2 separate regions of the Homo sapiens genome follow, and region 1 is linked to region 2. The links are chromatin loops, found by intact Hi-C in ENCODE. Cell type or tissue: tibial artery. All regions are shown on one strand. Links, peaks and the distances in the headings refer to the core of each region. The heading gives the core; the rest is flanking DNA.

The links. Hi-C counts contacts between places; a loop is a spot of excess contacts. Peaks named below come from ENCODE experiments on the same cell type or tissue, not always from the same donor. Only the 100,000 strongest peaks of a DNase experiment are listed, where the experiment ranks them.
Region 1: a loop joins it to region 2, with 1.9 times the contacts of the local background. A loop is called at or near these places in 4 of 110 quality-filtered maps.

Annotation. Positions count from the first base shown.
Region 1 is chr5:158,879,516-158,890,282 of GRCh38, reverse strand. The region is part of intron 6 of EBF1 (EBF transcription factor 1); the gene reads left to right. Among named protein-coding and RNA genes, the nearest start is that of EBF1, 220 kb to the left of the region's middle. RefSeq lists an enhancer at 8,682-8,861. In tibial artery, for the core only: no CTCF peak of the experiment used is centred there; no DNase peak of the experiment used is centred there; H3K27ac peaks cover 2,837 bases.
Region 2 is chr5:158,969,418-158,980,184 of GRCh38, reverse strand. The region is part of intron 6 of EBF1 (EBF transcription factor 1); the gene reads left to right. Among named protein-coding and RNA genes, the nearest start is that of EBF1, 130 kb to the left of the region's middle. RefSeq lists an enhancer at 3,642-4,159. In tibial artery, for the core only: no CTCF peak of the experiment used is centred there; no DNase peak of the experiment used is centred there; H3K27ac peaks cover 4,344 bases.

The DNA of each region.
Region 1 (10,767 bases), core at 1,569-9,568, 90 kb after region 2:
CCTAGTGGCCAGACAGCAGGAATTAAACATTTTTAAAAAATTAAGTAAGTGTAACATTTAGGGAAAAAACTCTTAAAATATCCCTGTGTGACAGTTTTAGCTTTGCACAATTTTTTTATATCTAGCATATATATTTTCATTTTACGCATTCTCACAACAACCTAGGGGATTAGACAGGAGGATATTATTATAGTTGTCCTTCCGTATCTGTGGGGGATTGGATCCAGCATGCCCCCTTGGATAACAAAATCTGCAGATGCTCAAATCCTTTATATAAAATGTCATAATATTTGCATATAACCTAGGCATATTCTCCCGTATACTTTAATCTCTATATTACTTAAAATACCCAAATCAATGTAAATGCTATGTGAATTGTTGCCATACTGTATTTTTAAACATTTATTTTATTTTCGTATCATTGTTTATTGTTTGAATATCTTTGATTTGTGGTTGGTTGAATCTGTGGATGTGAAACCCCATAGATAAGGAGGACCAACTGCAGAAGAGGAGTAGAGAAGACCTAGATGTTGGCTTTGACTCTGCTGGTAGCTCATTCCATGACTTCACACATATTCCCTTAATCCCTCTGGGTCTAATCTGTAAAATGGAACATCTGAGCAAATAATTTGTGAAGCTTTTCTGCTCTAGATTCTAGAAACCTTTAGTTGTCCAGTTTCACTAATGAATTAGGGATAACAGAGGCTAGAATCCCATTCTCGTAGCTCAGCATCATAAATAACTTAGATGTACTTATTCTCAAGCTTTCTGCTCAGCTTTGCCATCATTGAGGTTTTTTTCCTTAATTTTTCCTGTATATAACATTAAGCAGTAGAGGAATTGCTAGGACTTGTACAAATTTATTTTTAAAATTTTAACCTCAAGAAACCTAAGTAGAATGACAAAGTGGATCCTTTAGCTGCTCCAACTGAAAAGCTGGCTAAATACTGTCCTCAGCAGAATTTTCCAGGGTCCTTCTTGCCATATCCCACTTGCAAGTACTGTCTCCCCATCCTCACCACTTGCCATCCCCATCTATTGATTTAGATGTGGTTTATTCCACAAGTACTTGTTGAATGCTTACCATAGGCCAGGCATACAGTATTAGGTGTTTAAATTAGCATTATAGAATCCTGGCCACTTTCTAAATGGTGGAGTTTGAAGTTGTGGGAAATCAGGGTAGTTTTGGTAGTGTTACAAGTGTTACAAGTCTTTCTCAGTGGGGAACATATGTGGGGAAAAAACCCTAAAGTAATCAGTGGGAACTTAATACCTAAATACATGGATGGGATGGGAGCAGGAAAGGAAGAGAATTATTCAACATATTGGTGGGAGAAGTAAAGGGAAGAAAATTCTGCTTGTGTTGATTGGGAGAGGACACATCTATGACAGGGAAGATAGCAGGAGGAAAATCTGGTGGGAAGATGAAGAGGAAGAAGGAGGAAGAGAACCCTAGGTTAATAGATGGAGATGGTGGTGAGTGTTCCTGGAGTGGCAGAGGCTGGAGGAGAATTGCATTATGGGAGGGATGATAGGGCAGTAGTGGAGATATGAAGGAGTAAATTCATATCGAGACACAAATTAAACCTTTTTGGTTATTGTTTTTCCCACTGCAGACTTCTCCTCTATTCAAAATGTATCAGTACCAGTTCCATGGTCTTTAATATAATTTGTCAATTTTTACTGGGATCTGGTGGAGGTATTTATTTTAAATTGAAAAGATATAGTCATAGAAAATGTTTTCTTGACAACTCACTGAACAAATTTAGCACATTGGCTGTGAAAGCTTTCTGTAGCTATGTAGATTTATTACTTTTATGACTCTATACTAGGTTCACATTCTTGCCTCTTAGGAATGAATGTACACAACTTTCTCTGAGAACAATTTGGCCCAGTTACATTTTATTAGCCATAATACATGCTAGCCATAGTCAGTATTCTTTCTGGTATTTTGATATTAAGTCAGACATTGATTCCACAATATACACACAACAAACACACACACACGCACGCACACACACACACACGAATAAAAAATGAGGAGTGAATTTTAAGAGGCTCTTTCATTTCTTCACCAACTAGGAAAAACGGAAAAAGAACTTAGTGGTGGTAACTGTCAATATATGTTGCCTTTTGTGGCGTCTCTTTCCTAATCAAATAAATAATTTGTAAGGTTTTGATGAGAAAAGGATGTGACTTCTGCCGAGCCCTCACCTGCCAGCTTTACTCCAAGCAGACTGATTTAGAGGTTTAAGCAGAGAAACAGTCCTTTCTCCTGTTTGCCCTGGAAACAGAGAGCCCCATGGTGAGGTTAATCATTTGAATTTTGCAATTCATATTGAGGCAAAACAGAAATCATTCTTCACCTTAAACCCTGGAAATGTGTTGGCAAACTTTTCAGAGCTCAAGGTAAGGCTTTTCCCCCCACTCTTTGAATCATAAACATGAATGCTTTAAATATATTTTTTCATAACCCAGTCTCCCACTGAAGTGAATCTTACTGGGCAATAGAAAATGGAGTAGAAATCACTTCTAGAATACTGGGTTAAAGTGAAAATAAATAGAGGAGTATAAAAGACGCTTCCAATCACAGAGAAGCTTGTTGAGGATGCAGGTGGAACCTGACCGTGAAGGTTGTCATTCACAATGGTACCTTGCCCATATGCTTTTCTTAAGAATTGTCTGGCAAAATGTATACATTTTATTTAATAGTATGTATTATTAATATTTATTAAATATGAAATTTAGTTAAAACTGCTTCTGAGAAACAGGACATCTCAGAGATGAGCCTTAGCGTGAAGCTCACTAATTCTAGGCCCAAGAATTTTGCAACAACATTACAGTTGTTTTCTACAATGGCTGTTTCTGAAGAAAGGACGTATACATTGAAGCCAATTTTTAAAATCTAGGGTGGTTGATGGTAAACTTTGTGGTTTATTTTTAGGATCAAAGAATTTCTAAGTTATTGACAAGGAAAAGATGTATCTTCGGCTTGGCTGTTATAATTCAGCAGATGTCTCTGTACCTGTTAGGTTTTATTGGCCATATTTTTCGAATGAAAATAGAGACATATGGTCCTATATGTCTAAAAAAGTTACGACAACAGAACAGAAGCCATTCATTTGCTGAGTCATTGAAAAGAAATGTTAAGTACCAATTTGTTTTTGCCAATTGGTGTGCCCAAAAAAGACTGAATATTTGAAACTGGGGCCTTTGAAGAATCTAGGTTTCTACATCTGTGGTGTCCTCTTCTGTTAATATAAAGTCTCTCTTTTTTTTTGAGATGGAGTTTCTCTCTTGTTGCCCAGGCTGGAGTGCAATGGCACGATCTCGGCTCATTGCAACCTCCACCTCCTGGGTTCAAGCAATTCTCCTGCCTCAGCTTCCTGAGTAGCTGGGATTACACGTGCCCGCCGCCACACCCAACTAGTTTTTGTATTTGTAGTAGAGACCGTGTTGGCCAAGCTGGTCTCGAACTCCTGACCTCAGGTGGTCTGCCTGCCTTGGCCTCCCTAAGTGCTGGGATTACAGGCATGAGCCACCATGCCCAGCCTAAGTCTCCTTTTGTAAAGAAAATAATCATCCCATCTGTGTTTTGAATTTAAAATAAGTATGCATTTTCTCAAACTGGCTGTACATGTTGTTAATCTCCTAGTATGTAGGCAGCATTACCTTATGTAAATATCTGGCTAGAAGTAAATCTTTGAAAGAGAAACAGAAACATGACTTACTTTATATTAGTTTAAGATAGACAGAGGGTTTGGGATTGGAGTTCCATGCGGTGAAAACCCTCTTTTACCCCCAAATCTGTACAGAAATGCTTTAATCTAAAGAATGTATTTGTGAATCCTTTGGACTCGAAAACACCAGTGCAGAGCAAATGCCTATCTATCTAACTTGGAATGTTATACTTCAGAAATAGCATGGAATGTGTCAGTTATTGATGAGGATTGCTGGAAGACACTGAGCATCTGGCTTCAGACCAGCTTTTGATTTGCCAATGCAAGGAGCGTCTGTTGGGTTTGTAAAACTTGTGGTTTAGCCACTGGTCCACACAGCTTTTCCAATGCAACATTTTGATGACAGGCATGCCTTGAATTATGACTTTGCTTCTAACAGGCTGCATAGACAATAGCTGTATCCTTGTAGATAATCTGGAAGGTAGGAATTGATGGATTCCTCTAAGGATTAGGACAGAAGAGTTGGGCAAAGGGAGTGGCACACCTTCCCATTCACACCCAGCACTGCCAGCAAGGCCAGGCTCCTTTCCTCCTCCTGCCTTAGAACAACCTCCTTCAAACTGTACTTGGAGTGAGACTTGGGGGAAGTTGTAGGGAGGGCAGAGGCAGAGAAGCAATTTCAACAGGTACTTTGCAGAATATACCTGCTACATTTGATCACATATTTTCTGACATTTTTCTATGCTAGGAAGAGAAAACTGAAAACAACAGAGAACATCATGGCAGAGAATAATGGTTGACATAGCCTTCGGTGCTTGGCAGACCCAGGTTTGAGTCCTAATTCTGACACTTGGTAGGATGACATTTAAATGACTTGCCCAGACATTGTGGACCTTGTTTCCATATCTGTAATGGAGCCAGTATCTTTCCTGCAGAGTCATTGTTGAGGATTTGATGAGCAGAGGTGGACAAAGTGGTAGTGGAGTGCCTGGCCCATAGCAGGTGCTCAATAAACTCTGATGATATGATGATGATTGTGTGGGTTGCTTCTGCTCCTTGTAATACCCCTGCAATGTGTGCATGATTAACTGATCCTCTGAATATCACTGAACCAATAGTACCACCACCCAGGCAGCTCCATCAGCCCAAAGCAAGGGTGTCACCCTTATTTAGTCTGTCATTAACTCCTGACCGCATTACTGACTTAACATTTCTTGCCTGCGTCCACTTCTCTTTCTCGTGTCCTCTTTATTTTCCACTCTGACAACTGTGACTGTCTTCTCACTGTTCCCCTTTCCTTTTATGTGGCTCCGTTTTAATTTGTCTTCCACGTGACAGCCAGAGGGCTGCTTCTAAAACATCATCTTCTGGCTGAAACTTTTCCATGTCTTCCCATTGTCATCTGGATGAACTTTAGATGCATAAGCAAATTGCCTGTGTCTTCAGTGGTCAGCCTGGGCTTATGTCTCCTTCCTCTGCATCCCCAAACAGTCATAGACCTGGCCTCCTACCACACTGAGCTCCCTGCAGTTGCAGGAGTGGGCCTTTAACCTCAGGCAGGTGTGCTTTTGCACATGCTGCATCTGCTGCCTGGAGCACCCCTTCTCTCCATTTGTGAGACAAATAGCACAGAAGCTCTGGGTATGAATGTAGAGTTAGGCCACCTGCATTTGAATCCTGGATCTCCCTCTCAGTAGCTGGGTGACTTTGGGTAAATTTTAATTTCTCTGTGTCTCAATTCCTCATTTTAAATTATGGATAATACTACCTACTTTTCCTGTCAATAAGCACAAATGGATGAAGAGACATAAATTATGTAAGATATTTTCTATCATAGAGTAAGCAATTAATTTAATATTAGTAGTATAATAATGATGATCAGTATTGTTCTTGCTGCTGTTTCAGAATTGCACTCAGGATTAAACTCTGTCATGATGATTTTTCTGACATACCCCCAAAGGCTGAGTCGGGTGTGTCTCTTGCACCTTCCTGTTGTGCCCTGTGTTCCACCTAAAAGCACTCTCACACAGCATTCCAGCTGTCTCTTCAACTTTCCCCTGTCCTGAGGGCTACCTTGCCTACCTTTTTTCATTTTTATGTCTTCAGCAGTGAGCATGGTGCTTGGCAAGTAATTAGTGCTAAATAGATGCTTATTGAATGTATTATTTTCATTTTACAGATGAGAAAAGTGAGATTAAAAGAATTTGAGAGGTGTATTAAAGTGTTCACAGAACTCCCTAGATTCATATTTCTCATCTACAAAAGAGGGTATAATCAAGTACTTGTTAGAGTCAGGAATAAACCGAGATCTCTCTGACTTTCACCTCCTCATTTATTCCACTATGCCTCACTTACTGTATTTTGCTAAGATGATTCTGATCAAATTGAAATGGATGACACTTGATTTAGTGTCACAGCAGCTATTCTGTTCTTTGAACCAAAATAAGTCTCTGAAAATATGACAACAGTGACTTAAGCTGTCAGGATAGAAAAATGTTAGCAAATAATAGTATTGTGCCAGAAACTTTACAGGGTGCAGGGTGTTTGTGTACCTGCTGTAACAGGTTCATACTAGAGAAAAGTTGCTGTGTGTGTTGGAGTGCGCAGCTTCCCTGAAGACATCTCGGTTCCCAAGGCAGTGCTGAGTTTGCTATGTGCTTCCTAACTTTTTGCTGTGCTGGGAGGTTTGTTAGTTTCTGCCTTGTTAGTAGTATATATGGCTCTTATAATAGACTGTGAGCTCCTCCAGGGCAAGGACCGCTTTTTTATCTTCGTATCTTCCTTGGTTCTTCACACAGTGCCAGAGTAAAATGCTTTGAACAGTAGGGAAGGAGACACACAGGCTTTGGCATCTGGTGGAACCCAGGCTCAGTGGCTTATCAGCTGTGAATTGAGTAAGCTGCGTAACCTGCCAAAGCCTTAACTTCCCTACTTGTAAAACGGGGCTAACTACTCTCATAGGATTGTGAGACTTGGAGATGGTAATGTTTGTAATATCCTCAGCATAGTTCCTGGTGCTGATTCAAGGCTACCATCTCTGGAGCACTTAGCACTCAAGCGAGCACAGTGCCTTTTAGTAGGGAGTGCACGGTGGGGCATGCTGAATGTGTTATTAACTCTCTGCATCACCTGGGTATGCGTTTCTTTATACTGATATGTGTATGTGTATATATATATATACGTATGTATGTATATATATACACACATGTATGTATGTATATATATACATGTATGTATGTGTATATATATATATACATGCATGTATGTGTGTGTATATATATACACATGTATGTATGTATATATATGTTCCTGTAAAGTGAAGAAAAGCTGTCGCCAGAAAAAGGGACATTCATGTTTTATGTGTATTATGTGTGTATATACACAAACATTTGTATCTATGCATACATGTATATACACACAGACACAGATACACACATTTCAAAAATGAATGTACCTCTCTCTGGTGACAGCTTCCCTTCACTTTTTTTTTTAACATTACATACATATTTTGAAGAAAAAAGACTGATAGGATCAAAATGGCTGCAGGCATTTTATGGGCTTGGGGATTGTCTCCTCTTCCATAAAGAAATAGTAAAACAAGAGGAATGAAGGAAGAAACACAAGAGAGGTTAACAAATAGAAATGGAATGATTCACCCCCTTTTTCTTTCTTTCAAGGCCTGTGTCTTTACCCACAGATAAATAAATTCCTAACACAGTCATGCAGATTCACACATGAACAGCGGGGCTCTGCACCGTCTTGGGGTGCACCTGCAGTGCGAGGTGCTCGATGGTGTGTAACACAGCAACATGTATTGCTCCATGAATATCCCTGTGCTATCGAAACCTCCTATTGGAGAAGATATGTTAAAAGACTACCATCTTTCCAGTCCCAAATCACTTGCATCTTGGAATTACTGAGTTGTTGACCATTACTTTCCTATCCTTTTTTATTTTAAGGACTCATTGTTGTGATAAGGTTGGACACAGTTATTTTTCCTTCGAGAAACTTTGCATATTTTTATCTTGTATTGTCACAAAATAATTAGGAAAGTCTCCTAATTTCTGTATACCTTTCTCCAACACCTATCTTTCTAGCTTGGGTCTGTAAATGTTCCAGGACTTGGATTATCCCTTTGCTGGTTGAGTACCTGGCATCTAGCATATTGCAGCCCAGAATACGTGGCAGGCTCTGGGGATGCCAACTCATTTTAAGGAGAAAACACTCATTTTTCCTGTGACAATGAGCATGACATTCGCATGCTTGCATCCAGTACCGACTTGCTGCTTTTATACCAAATGGAGAGACGTTACTAAATGAACATTTCTTGCTCTTGTGTAAATAGATAGATTAATGGTGTTAAGTGAAAGCCAAGCCTGCTTGAAATGTTAACTTCCTTATGGGGTTTTGAGTTTCTCTTATTTTTGATAAATGGACCAATCTGGCAATAAAATCCTTGCACAGTAGGTTAATAATGTCATAGCTGAACTGTGAAATAGTAATGTGTGTACCATCTCTCAGCAAACAATAATCCTTGAAGCCTGATAAATCTATTTCCAGCCCAATTGCATGTTCATTGTTACCCACAACTCCTTCTTTGCAAATACAAAGCAGTTTCGTCACATGTATTTTTAAGCAGAAGCAACTAGGGAAGTCAAAGACACATAGCCCTGTGAAGGGAGGTGGGGGACAGATTCATTTTTAGCTCTTCTGAGCCCCTCCTGCCCCCAGGGCCTGAAGTCACTCCTGAGAATCCCTGCATTGCTGGTTGGGGTGCAGTGTAACCTTCCAGTCCTCCCTGAGCCCAAATCACTGATTTGCTGCTGGAAGCAGACAAGGATTGGGACCAAGGAAGCAAACATCCCCCAGGCTCTTCAGTTTTCATTGATCACTTGGTTGCAAGCAAGGTTTGGTGCTATTTAGCCCATATCCCTGATGACAAGAGAGGTGATGTGGAGACTTCTCTATGCTGACTTCCCATAGAGCTGGGAATATAGAATCTGGTGAATGTCTGCAGGCTTCAGACAGCCCGCAGCACATACAGACCTGTGTGCAGAGCACTTCAGCACCGCAGCAGATCGTAAACAAAAGACAGCCAAATGCCCTCCTTGTACTAACACAGAGGAGGAGGTATGGCCCCCTCTTGCCCATCTGTAGCCAGGGGCAGGCAAGTCCAGGGTAAAATTTACACTGCGTTGCTAAAAAAGAGAACTGTATCCAGAATCACGGGTGATTTTGAGGGGATTATTTAAGCGTCAGAATCTAAGTAGCTTGGGGCAGTTCACATAAACTTGACAAACAGGCTACTTTAGTCCTGTCTGACTGTATCAGCATAATAGGGCAATGAAGCTTTTATTCATTCAAAGAAAGGTTGAGTTTGATTGGCAGGGCAGCCTGCCTGAACGCGAGTGGCTCTTTCCCCCAACACTTCTCTGCTATCAATTACCGTTTTGAATACGAAGTGTTTCTAATGTAAAATAATGCCAACCTCTGCTTCTGTCCTCAGGCCCCAGAGTTTCTTTGTGTTATTTATTCCCAGTCTGTGACTGTTCTGAACCTTCCTCTCTTTACTGTGTTTTTTTTTCCCCTCTTCTTCTTCTTTGCAGTCTGTAAGTGATGTAACATTGCCAGCAGAAGTGAGGTTCATGCAGAAAACATTCCTGCTCTTTATTTTAATCAATAACCTCCTGGGTGAATGACATTTCCACCTTAGTGATTTAAAATCAGAAGACCAGGGGATGTCCGTGCTTGTGAATCACCCCGGGTTCCAGGAACAAAGAAGGCATTTTTGTTTTTTGTAATTTCCCCTTCACACTACAAACAACTGGGCTCTGAAGTTGATTTCATTTAGCAGTCAACTTCTGTCTAGAAAAATGTGCACAACTGAACCGAACACCGTTCTTATTTAAATCGGCAAGCGATTTGCTTCAGCTGCCATCTGTTGGCCGGTTAGCTATTTTAATTTGATGCTGGGGACATTACCTGACTTTGTATATTGCATTTTGATCTGCATCATGTTTGAGAAATATCTGCAAATGACTCTAAGGGAGAGGACTTTGAAGGATTCTATCGAACAAATATGTACATATGTTTAGTGCCGTGCTGGGCAGAGGAGTGTGGGAATGTACCAGCGTGTATATAAGACAGTGTGCATCTTACCTAATAATCTTTATGGCCAGATTGAGAATAAATTTTTCGAAATTTTCTTTCTTCCGCATTTCCAACTGACCCTTATTTAAAAGTCATTAATGTTGAGCTCTCTCATGGTATCTTTATCCATTTTTCTAAAGCTGCGGTTTCTCAGGTTATCAAGTTTATAACCCTTGTGAGCAAGTCACGGATGGTGGAGGAAGCATGATGGAGTATCTGCATGAGACGGGGGGCTGAGTGTGGGAAACTTGTGGGATCTTCTCATCCTCCCTTTCTCAGAGCACCCAGAGTTTGACAGCGCTTTGTGAGTGTTTATCAAGAGCCTCCCAAAAGAGGCCGTGGGGCGATTTGCGAAGTGCACAAGGCAAAAAGTCAATAGCCTGTTTTCTTGTGCTGGCTGGGCTTCTTGCCATTAATTAGTTGTGTGATTTGGGGCTAGTCCTTTAACCCATCTGCACTTCCATCTCTGTGTGTGTAAAATGAGGTGATTGTACCAGGCGATCTCTAAACACCCTTCCTGCCCTGATGTTCCAGAAAGCCTGGTTCGGGAGAGAGAGAGACAGACACAGAAAGGCGTGTGGCCCAATCTCTGCTCTCAAGTATTTCAACCATAGGAGCGATTAATATTCACTACACAGATTCAAAATCGGGGCTACTCCAGGGCTGGGGTGCCCTCCTGTCCGTTTCTTTTCTCCTCTAATAAACTCAAATTGCCTACAACTTTTCTTTTTATTATTATTATTATACTTTAAGTTCTAGGGTACATGTGCACAATGTGCAGATTTCTTACATATGTATACATGTGCCATGTTGGTGTGCTGACATGCACACATATGTTTATTGCGGCACTATTCACAATAGCAAAGACTTGGAACCATCCCAAATGTCTATCAATGCCTACAACTTTTCAACATGATTTTATTCTTCTCAGCATTGC
Region 2 (10,767 bases), core at 1,386-9,385:
TTGGAGAGAGGACAAATAATAATATCTTTGTTGAAGGAAATGGGGTCTAGTCATTTTCTTTTCTTCCTCCTGTTATTATTCTTTCTTTGCCTTCTCTTTTTCTCTCTATGGCTGAACATCTCTACTCAATTGCCTAATGAAGTCCTTCTGACTATAAAATACCAACGGAGAAGAACCTCGGTCATTTGCAAACAAAAAACAAAAAACAAAACACTCCCAGTGACTTGTGGGTAGAGGAAAGCAATGATGCTGCAAGCAGAGAGTGAACGCAGGGAAGGGGCCAGAGAATGACCTTTGCATTTTGGGCACCAACCTAAAGTACAAATGAATAAGAGAAACTTAGAACAGCCTTAAATAAAACTATTTATAATTTGATTAGCGTTATTACTGCCTTCTCTTCACTTTGAATCAAATTATCTCAAGAGCAACAATTCTGGAAATTTTTGCTTTAGAAAAAGAAAAAAAAAGTTGAATTTCCCAGTATCCTTGTCTGCTTTTTTTTTTTCCTTAAAAATTTCATGCATTGTTAGGGAAGAAAAGTCTAGTCTAACTCACAAATGCATCCTTATTCTCATGTATATTTGATACCGGCCCCAGTCTAATCTGATAAAGTGCACTTTGCCTGTGGTGTCTTACAATAAGCTGGCTGCATTAGTGCCGGGAAAAATCAATACCGATTTATAATTTACCATCGCAAAAACCTATCACTTTTTATGACCCTCCATCCTGGCTCATTAATATTACATTAAAACACACACACCCACTGCAACAGGGGGAAATTGTAGCTTGTCAGGTTTACAGCCATAAAGAAACCTTTAATTGGGCTTAGTTTGGGAATTCAGGCACAGATTTTGTTTATTTGTTTTATTTTTAATGTATGATATTTACCTTAAGTGAATTTTAAGATAATGTGTAATATACCTATCTATTTCTCTGAAAAGAAAGGAGAAAAGCATGTCGCAGAAATTCTGACATCCACTTTCATATAGATCTTATACATTTTAATAGTCTCTAATAGCATTCTTCTCTGTTTTCCTATAGTCTCCAAACCTTTTTCACTTTCTTCTTTTTTCTCTTTGTGTGAGTGTGGATTTCTTTATGCTGAAACATTCCAGCTGATGGTATTTCTCTTATCTTTTTGGCTTGTCATAGTTGATATTTATCCTTCCCACCTCAGATCAGGAAGAAGCTAAATGCCACCTTTTGCATTGTCTGTCTCTCAAAGAAAGGATGCATATTTGATTTTTCTTCTACACCGAATGGAGAATATTACACTGACCCTGCTTGGAAACTGAGTGATTCTCCTAGTGCTTGTTCTTTCCCAAAAGAGAACTGTGGACTCTCTCTCTGTGTGTGTGTGTGTGTGTGTGTGTGTGTGTGTGTGTGTATGTGTGTGTGTGTGTGTATCTTCAATTCTTTTACCTTCAAGAAACCCCCAAAGAAAAATCAAACAATAGTCTTTCCTTAATCAAGCCTATTAAGCAGCTTTGCCCTCATATGTTTTTAGACTTAAAAGTCTTATATCTAAATTCTTTCCAGATAATGTAAAAAAAAAAAAATGATGTCACTGTTTATGTTGGCAGCGGCAAGGTGCTCTATTTATTTCATACTATTCAAATAGTTTCCAGGGAATTTTTCCTGTAAAAATCATGAACAGAACTTACCACATGGCTTGCCCCTTTCCCTTGCTGCCTTAAAGGTTAAGGCTTCTGCCCCTTCCAACCTTAAAAAGAGGCAAAATGAAGTGTAAAGCAGATCCAAAAAAATAAATAAATAAGGGAAGGGGGAAATTCAGTGTGTTCTCAAGTGTGCAGTAGTTCCACACCATGCAGCAAATACATGTCGTGATTGGGTTTTTAAAAGACATCCGCCTGGCCCCTGACTGACAGGGCCTATTGATTTTTTAGGTTTCTGCCGTCATCGGTTTCCAGCCTCACAGCGGCCGCATGTCGGGGGTCAGGGCGCACCGGGGCGCAGTGAGCCAGCCCTCGCCACTTCCCAAAGTGAAGGGCCGCTGAAAGAAAATCAATCATGTCATAAGTGAGAAGCATCAAAAATTTTCCCCCTGTATGGCCAAGGCCCATCAGCCTGTCTCCACTCAGTAGCTAAGGTTAGGCATCTGTCAAGTCAAGACTAGGTGAAAAGTATTAGAAATGCCAGTTTACCCACGGGTAGACCGTGTGGGTGTGAGGCAGCCTCTTCCCTTTGTCTGGCCATCCCGGGATGACAGGGTTGGCGTTTTCACTTAATTTTTGAGTCAGAATCACCCATTTTCCCTTCCTTTAGCCTTTGTGTGTGTGTATGTCTCTTTCTCTCTCCTCCCTCCTCCTAAGGCAGGGCGGGTTGAGGCCTGGTACCCTGTTTATTTAAGAACCAGTGAAAAGTCAAAGTGGATGCATTCCCAGGCAGCCCACTGGGAGGTCAGCGCCATGGCATTCTTACTAAGTCACAGAGTATATTTCCCTAAATGAAGCAGATTTTTAACCACCCCTTTCATATCTTGCTGTGGAAACGCACATGACACAGATAAGTTTAATTGTGAAATTAATAGTGCATATCCCATGGTAGAAATTTTATTTGGCTACTGTGCTGATGTTTCTGAACTGATAGGATGCTAAATTTTCTTCCTGTGCTACTAATTGGGAGAACGTATATTTTTAATTCTCAGAGAAATGATCAGGAATATTCTGTTCATTTTTAAACACCTTTTTATATTTCTTACATTCCAAATCCATGTCATGAGATTGCATAGTTTGTTGAAAGAAACCGTATTAAGTGTCTAACTTAAAGAAACCCTTTACGTGTACTTTCTAATTGTGAGTTTAGTATTTAGTTTCCAAGCTATAAATCATAGATTATGTATTCTGTGAGAGAATGATAGGTTTTTATTAATGTATTTTAGATTACATTATTTTTAAATCAATAAGGTTCAAATGAATAGTTTTGCTTGCTTGTCTGTTTTGAGGGATAAGAAGGGTGGATTGGGGAACTGGCTGTCAGGCGGGCCTCACTTTGTGGTTTGCATCTACTCAGCTCTGCCTCCTTTCAGGTGTGTTGGTTCACTCTGGTTCCATGATAGTCGCTGTCCATTTAAGACCAGTTTGAAATTTCCCAACAAGAGCTTCTTACTGGAAAATCTGCAGGAGGAGTTCATTTGGGTGTAGGGGCAGATTCTGAGATTTCCTTCTGTGCATGGGATGACTACCCCAGGAGCAGTAGAAGAACCTGAAAATGAATTGAACTGAGAGCTCTGCTGTAACTTTCCACCCTAAATTGACATTCACTGCCTGAACCAAGATGTATACTCACTAATAAATATTTTAGCTCTCTATGCCTCAGTGATTACACTGGCCATTCCATACAGATAAAAATACAAAATGTTTCTTTAATCAGTACTGTGATGTGAGACCGTTAAGGTAATAGTGCTTGAAACTATTAGAATCTCAAAGATATTGACTGGCTTGCTTTTGGCATGGCAATTATAATTACATTTTTAGGTTACATTTTATGGGTTTATACTAGTTATTCTAACATAAAAGAAATTGCTGTCCAGAATTTTAACAGAGGGCAGAATGATCTAGGTTGAAATCCTTAGCAGTCCCAGCATCAGGGCTGCTAATATATGATCTAATTGTGATCAATACTTTCTTTTCTAGTTTCTGTAATGACAAGGCCTTTGCAATAAAAACACTACCATCTTTTTGAAATCCACAGAATGATAAATGACCTAGGCCAACTTGGGGGTGGGGGTGGGGAAGTGTAGTGTATTTTACATTCCTAGTGATTTATTGTGGGTTTGCACACATAACTGGTGTGAAATCAAGCTGGAGGGGGGTTGAGGGGAGGAGGAAAAGTACCCAACAAAGAAATCCATTCTGCCTAAAATGCCTAGGTTTAAGTCCCATTACCATTGATGTGAGCTAAGTACTCTCATCAAGAGGCTTGGGAGCCCTTGAGTTATTTAGATTCTTTTTGTAACATTACAGGAGAGGGGAAAAAAGCCAACACAATGAATCACTACTTTGCTATGTATGAATGGCTAGGTCAGCCTAACTCATGTGTTACATAAAAAGGACCAATTTCATTCTGTCTTGACAATAAATGAAAGCTTGGCTTTGAAGGTACTCTTTGCTGGATCTATTTGCTTTTGGAGACAGTCTATTGGACAGGCTCTGGGAGGCAGGTTATTTCAGGTGCAAGAAAGGAAATCACCTCGTTTCATTAACTATTAGGGACTTAACTTCCTTTGGTGTAAAGCTGAGTCCAATCATCCCAGATCTCCAATGAGAGGATGGGGGCGTGCTTGCTGTCCTAATCAAACCCAGCTGGTCATTCGGTCCCAACAGGTAAAGTTTTTGAGGAAGCCAAGTAGAGATTTGTGAATTCTACAATATAAAAATGTGAAAAATGTGTCAATGTGAGCCCCTTCCAGCTCTGACCCCCCAGTTGTTTATGTCCAACAGTGTTTCTCATGTGGCTGTGGATAAGTTTCTCCCTCTTTCCATTTTAAACTTCCATTTGTAGGTTGCTTGTGACATTTTGCTTCAGGCCAGCACTTAGCATATAATATTACAGATGCCTGAAATCTTTCAGCCTTTCTTTTTCTTTTCTTTTCTTCCTTTCACTCTCACTCTTTTTTTCCTGCCTCTCTCTGTCTTTCATTTCACTCCCAACTCCTTTTTTCCTTACAACACCAAAAACTCTTTCGTTTAAAAAAGTTGGAAAATATATGAAGACACCACACAGCATTCACAACTTTAGCACTGATCTGATCTATTTTTCTGCTATTCAACAGACCTGGATTTTTTCCCTGTGAACCAGAAAGTCTTTTGTTTTCTTGTCTCAGTAAACACAGCATACGGTATGTACTAAGTATTAGGACTCAGGGGTCTTATTCAAATATTTTTTGGGGGGAGTGGGGTCAGGACTATGGAAAGAGATACAGGAGGTGTAGGAGACTGGGTTTTAATGTGAGATCATTAATCATTTCTTTTTTCCTGAATCAGGCTTGGGACAAAAGGGATAAAGAGGGTTTTCCCCTCAAATATTCAATTTATCCTATCAGATTTCCCACAGTGACTTTCTCTACCAAGGTTCTTAATGCACTACTCTTAGAATGTCTCATCAGTGACCAGAGCTGATGGGGTCTTTGAACATTAGACAGTACCCATTAGTCAAGGTCCCTGGGCTAACATCTCTGGATGGCATTTTCTTCTAAGTGTGCCATTAGTTAGTATAATGGACTGGTGTCTGTCAGCCTTTGGGGCAGGACAGAGAGGTGCATCGAAGACCCTTTGTTAGAAGATGGGCTGTGTTTTTTCTTCAACCTGCAAGCATGTCCCCAGCAACGTTTTTAGCTTTTGAAAGACAATAAATGTTAATAGCTTCAGTGAAGTCTTTATAATCTCCCAGGTCAGAAATTGTTGCTGTTTTTTCTCCTTAAAGTCTCAAATATGGATTTACAAAATACTCTTTGGAACCATTATAGTCTTTTGGGTAAATAGTTTTCATTTTAAAACATTTTTATAATACACACATTTTAAAAAATGTTCTAAATATGTATTTTTACGATTGATCATGACAGCGCCTTAAAGAGCCATTATTGCCTATCAGGGAGATAATGTGTGTGTGTATTCAAGAAATTGTCTACAAAAAGAAAACTCCATCTCGAAGCCGTGTATGTTTCCAATGAGGATTTTTTTCTCACCAATAAACTTGAAGAAATTATGCAAAACAATTGAAATTTAGACAGATCATCCAAGTGAGACAGTTCAGAGTTGAGGATTTTTGCAATGCCTCTCAAGTGGCAACTGAGAAATTTCAGGATTGAAAGCTCAGAAACACTGGCTACCTTCCTTGAGGCTGTGAACATAGGTTACCAAAGGTTTAGGTAATTTTCCAGACTTTCTGCCTCAAGCCTGAAGTTTTTAAAAAGAGAAGGCTCTGATTATATTGGGTTCTCTGAACCACAGGTTGCCATCCAATCATGGAGGGCTAGAAATCAGTCTGAATAGGGCAACTACTTGTTGGTTTATTCAAACGTACTGACTGTATCATTGTGCTAGGAATTAGAGATATTAAGAGGATGAGCTGCATCTATGCCCTTGGGGAGCATGCAGACCTACAAACACGTTCACTGTGGCAAATCTACAATGGAGGCATGAATGAATCGAAACACCAGCAAAATGATTTAGGAATAAGAACGGAACTGCTGTTCATAAGATCTAGGTGTCTGTGCATTTCCTCAGGGTACAAGGTGGTGGCAAAAGACTGAGGGAGCTGGCCCAGGTGGGGAGAGGTGGTGAGAACCAGAAGATGGCATGCAGGTGATAACAACAATGACAATGACCACAGCTGCTACTACCACTACTACTACTAGGAATTATTGAGGATTTTATGGGACATTTAGCTAAGAATAGAATATGAATTAATTTTTACCACGGAAGATAAATGTTTGCCTCATTCAACCAAGAAATATTTATTGCATGCCTTCTGTGTGCTAGTTACTTGGGGGTATAATGATAATAGGGTCCTGCTCCCATGGAACTTATAGTTACTGAGATTGGGGGTTCTGGAGCTCAGACATTAAATTTAAAATTCACACACCTGAATGTGAAATCTGTAATGTGATAAGTTTACAAAAGGGAGGACGCCAAATATCTGGGTGATTTGCTGGTCCTATCTAATGAAGGCAGCAGGTGTGTGTGTGTGTGTGTGTGTTGGTTTGAGCTGGTTAGGAAGGTGAGGGAAACCTCTGAGAAAGTGGTGAAAGAAGAATGGAAGTCATGTAGGTGAAGGGGTGGGATTGGGGTAGGAGAGTGTGAAGAATGTTCTAGAGAGGGAAATAGGGGATGAAGAGAGAAAAGGCTAGAAAGAGGAGAAATAAAAAGGTGCATCAAGAGGGTGGAAATATCCTTCCCTCTCCTCCCCTTCCCTTCTTTCAACAAGTATTTACTGAGTACCTTTCAAGATCCAGGCACTGATCTTAGCAATGGGGATTAGCACAAATAAAAGAGTGAAAAAATCCCTGCCCTCATGGAGCTTACGTTCTAGGGCAGGGAGACAGACAATCAACACACAAACCAGTAAAATATCCAGTACGTCAAATGGTGATGAATTCTGCAAGGAAAATAGTTTGGGAAATAGGGTGAAGAAATATTTGGGGAGGGGCTGAAGTTGTCATTTTAAATACAGTAACTAGAAAAAGCCTCACTGATAGGTTGGCTTTTGAGCCAAGACCTGAAGGAGCAGAGGGACAGAGCCTTGCGGATAGCTAGGGGAAGCAAACACAGGGCAGGAAAGGCAGTGTGAGGCCCTGCAGGGAGTGTGCCTGACAGGTTTGAGGAAGGCTATGGAGGCCAGTGGGGAGGAGCAGAACGTGCATGCAAGAAAGTAGCAGGTGGCGCTGCCCAAGGCATCCTGGGGCCATTTCTTGGGCCCCGTGGGCGCTATGGAGGTCCTGGGCTTTTACTCTGAGTGAGATCGGAAGCCATCGAAAGTGGAGGACAAATAGATGAGAAGAAGGTTTCCAAGCAATGAAGAAGATATCCACCTAGTCATTAGCGTTAAGCCAAGAAGCCTTAAACTAAAGGGAAGCGTTTCCAACAACAGGCTTTGGGTATTCCAGGTCATCTGACATTTCCTGAGTGAAACCTTAAGACCACTACAACTAGTGATTTGATGTTTTTAGAATGGCTTCTGGGTCAGTTCCACTAACAGGATGGCTAAGCCGATCATGATTCATAAAGATGCATTTTGGGAACAGATCCATTGTACTTATTAAACATCTATCCGCTTTGACAACCGTATTGCAAACTCAGTTTCCACGAAACCATCTATGTTTATGTGACAACTGTGTACCTAAATATACGAGACAGTACGTGGGTAATATGGGCAGGTGACTGAAATAAAGTCAGCTGAGGGCTGAGTGACAGGGCATCCAGCTGGGTAGATGGAAGAGCAGGGAGGGAAAAAGAGCAGCTGGGGACACAGATTGAGGTGGGCAGGAAAGACAATGGCCTGTCAGGATGAGCACCTTCCCACAAAGGTCATCAGCCCTTCATGGACAATCAGCACGGACACCTTGGCTTTTGTGTAAGCTGAAGTTTCATTCTCTAGAGAACCCAGTGTGTTCTCCAAAAGGAAGGTTAAAATTCATTGTGGCAATTTGCAAAATGATGAAGAGGAAGAAATAGTTTATTATTCACATTCAAATGCTTTGTTACCCATACATGAGTGTCCTTCTTCTGGTTCCCTTTCTAGCATTAGGGCTATAGTCTTTGGTATGAATCTTTAATATTAATCTCTGAACACTAAGAAGCAATTTCAATGTTATGGACTTTAGGTCCTCGGCACTTTTCCAGGGTGGAGGTGAGGGAGAGCACTCCCTAGGCTTAGCTCTTGAAGACAGTGCTGGATGGGCGTGTTGGTTCTGTGGGCTTTTTAGAGGCCACAGTAAAAATCTTCTTATATTTAGACCTCTTCATGCTTTGGGACTGCTTGTGATGTTTTTCCTGTGGTCTTTTGGTCATCTCCTTGACAATTTCCTCCTATGGCATTTATTCTAGAAAACAGAGGTTCTCAGTATCTTGGGGCAAACACTCTGATTTTTAGTGAAAAGTCATGGAACCTCTTCAGCCTTGACCTGGGCGGGAGGTGTCCTGCAACCGAAGCAAAAGCAACCACGACTCCAAGAAGGCAGTCCCCTGACAGCCTGTACTGCTGGGTCCAGGGCCTTGATGCCGGGAAGTTATTTCGTTTATGTTTGCCTGTTTAAAGTCCCCATTTGCTTTTCTTCAAGGTCCAGCTTCCAAGTCTAGTTGACTTTTTACCATCACTCACTGGGCTGGCCACACAGTGCCGGAATTCATGGGCCTCCCTGGACAGGCTATTTTCCGAGACCCATGGAAATCAGATCAATGCTCGCTCGCTCTGTGACTTTCATCATCCACGTGCTTTCTAAATATGAACTCATTCTTCTTGCAAGAATCAGGTTAAGCATTGTTATCCCCACTTTACAGATGGGCGTGCCCAGATTTCATTATTCCGAAGATAGATTTTGAGTCCATGATAAATGTACTTAGCATTATAGTAAATTGAAGATGAAAAGGCCTAATAGGTTACCCGGTATTGCCCCTCCCTCTTCACCTCCATGCTACCAGAAGCTCCTGCAATCTACTTTCTAGTGCTTTGACCAGTCTTGGTTTAAATGTCCCAGGGGAACCTCCCTGTAAGGCTAAACTTGGAGAAAGAATCTCCTTCTAAAAGCTACTTTTGTGGTCTCAGTGCTATGACTCCTCCTCCCTACAGCTGAAAGGCACTTGGAAGTGAGAGGAATATGGTTGGAAGTCTTTTTTCCTTTCTCTTTTAGGAGAATTACAAATTCCAAGAGTCACATGTGTATCTTTTCCTTTTATAGTAGATTTTTATATGCCTTTCTAGGTTTACTAACAGACATACAGGATTTTGAGTTACAGTTGGGACATGAGCTCATGAAATTAGTCTTAACTGCTTTAACCCGTAGGTGCTTGTGTTTATGGAATAAGAAAGTCATAATCGCTGACCGCAGCCATTAAAATCTGATGTGAGTCAACTTTGAGTACAAAGGCTTTCTATAAGCCAACCCTCTTGAAGCAGAAATGATCACAATGTAATATAATGAGAATAATTAATAAGGAGTGTGCCAGTGACCTTGAATATTAATATTGTTTCCTTTTCCTGTAAACAAACTGGGTTATTTTATTATTATTTTAGTGTGTAATTTGGCATAAACACTCCTTTTCACATGATTTCCCCAGGTGACTTTTGTCTCCTTGGCAATTTCCGGCTTTAATAAAGAAAACCTAATTAAGAAGGAGCTGTTGATTGGTTTGCTAGTGTAATTAACACAGGTGATGCTAATGAGTTTCTATGAAACCGGTGGTTTATGGGAAAAATAAACAGACCGTTGTTGCATATGGCCCAACTGATATCTGCACTCTGGAAGAAATGATGATTTCCAAGTCTCCTGTGAGTGGTTTGTGGGCATGGAATAGGCAGATAAAATATTTTATAAGATTCATTAGTGGAACTTGACCAAATTGAGAGCAAAAAAAGTCTCAGTGTTAGGTGATATTAAAAAATCTGATCCCTGGCTGTAGTACGGGTTAGGTTTGTCATTTTTCATGTGCCTAAAAAGGGGCAGATTTCTTTTGTTTGGGGTGTGTTTCCAATTTTCATTGTAGGCATTTGAAGTTTGCAAAACTTCCAGCAGCCTTTTTTTTTTTTTTCTTTCTTTCTTTCTTTCTTTCTTTCTTTCTTTCTTTCTTTCTTTCTTTCTTTCTTTCTTTCTTTCTTTCTTTCTCTTTCTTTCTTTTCTGTCTTTCTTTCCTTTCTTTCTCTCTCTCTCTTTCTTCTTTTTCTCTTTCTTTCTTTCCAGAGTCTCACTCTATCACCCAAGCTCGAATGCAGTGGCACGATTACAGCTCACTGCAGGCTTAACCTCCAGGGCTCAAGTGATCCTCCCACCTCAGCCACTGGAGTAGCTGGGACTACAGGTGCCTGCCACCATGTTCAACTAATTTTTGCTTTTTTTTTTTTTTTTTTGTAGAGATGGGGTTTCACCATGTTGCCTAGGCTGATCTCAAACTCCTGGGCTCAAGTGATCCTCCTGCCTCGGCCTCCCAGAGTGCTGGGATTATAGGCATGAGCCACAGCCCCCGGCCCCTAGCAGTCTTTCTAGGGACATTTTAATTTTTATTCTTTTCTCCTTGACTTTGCCCATTGACC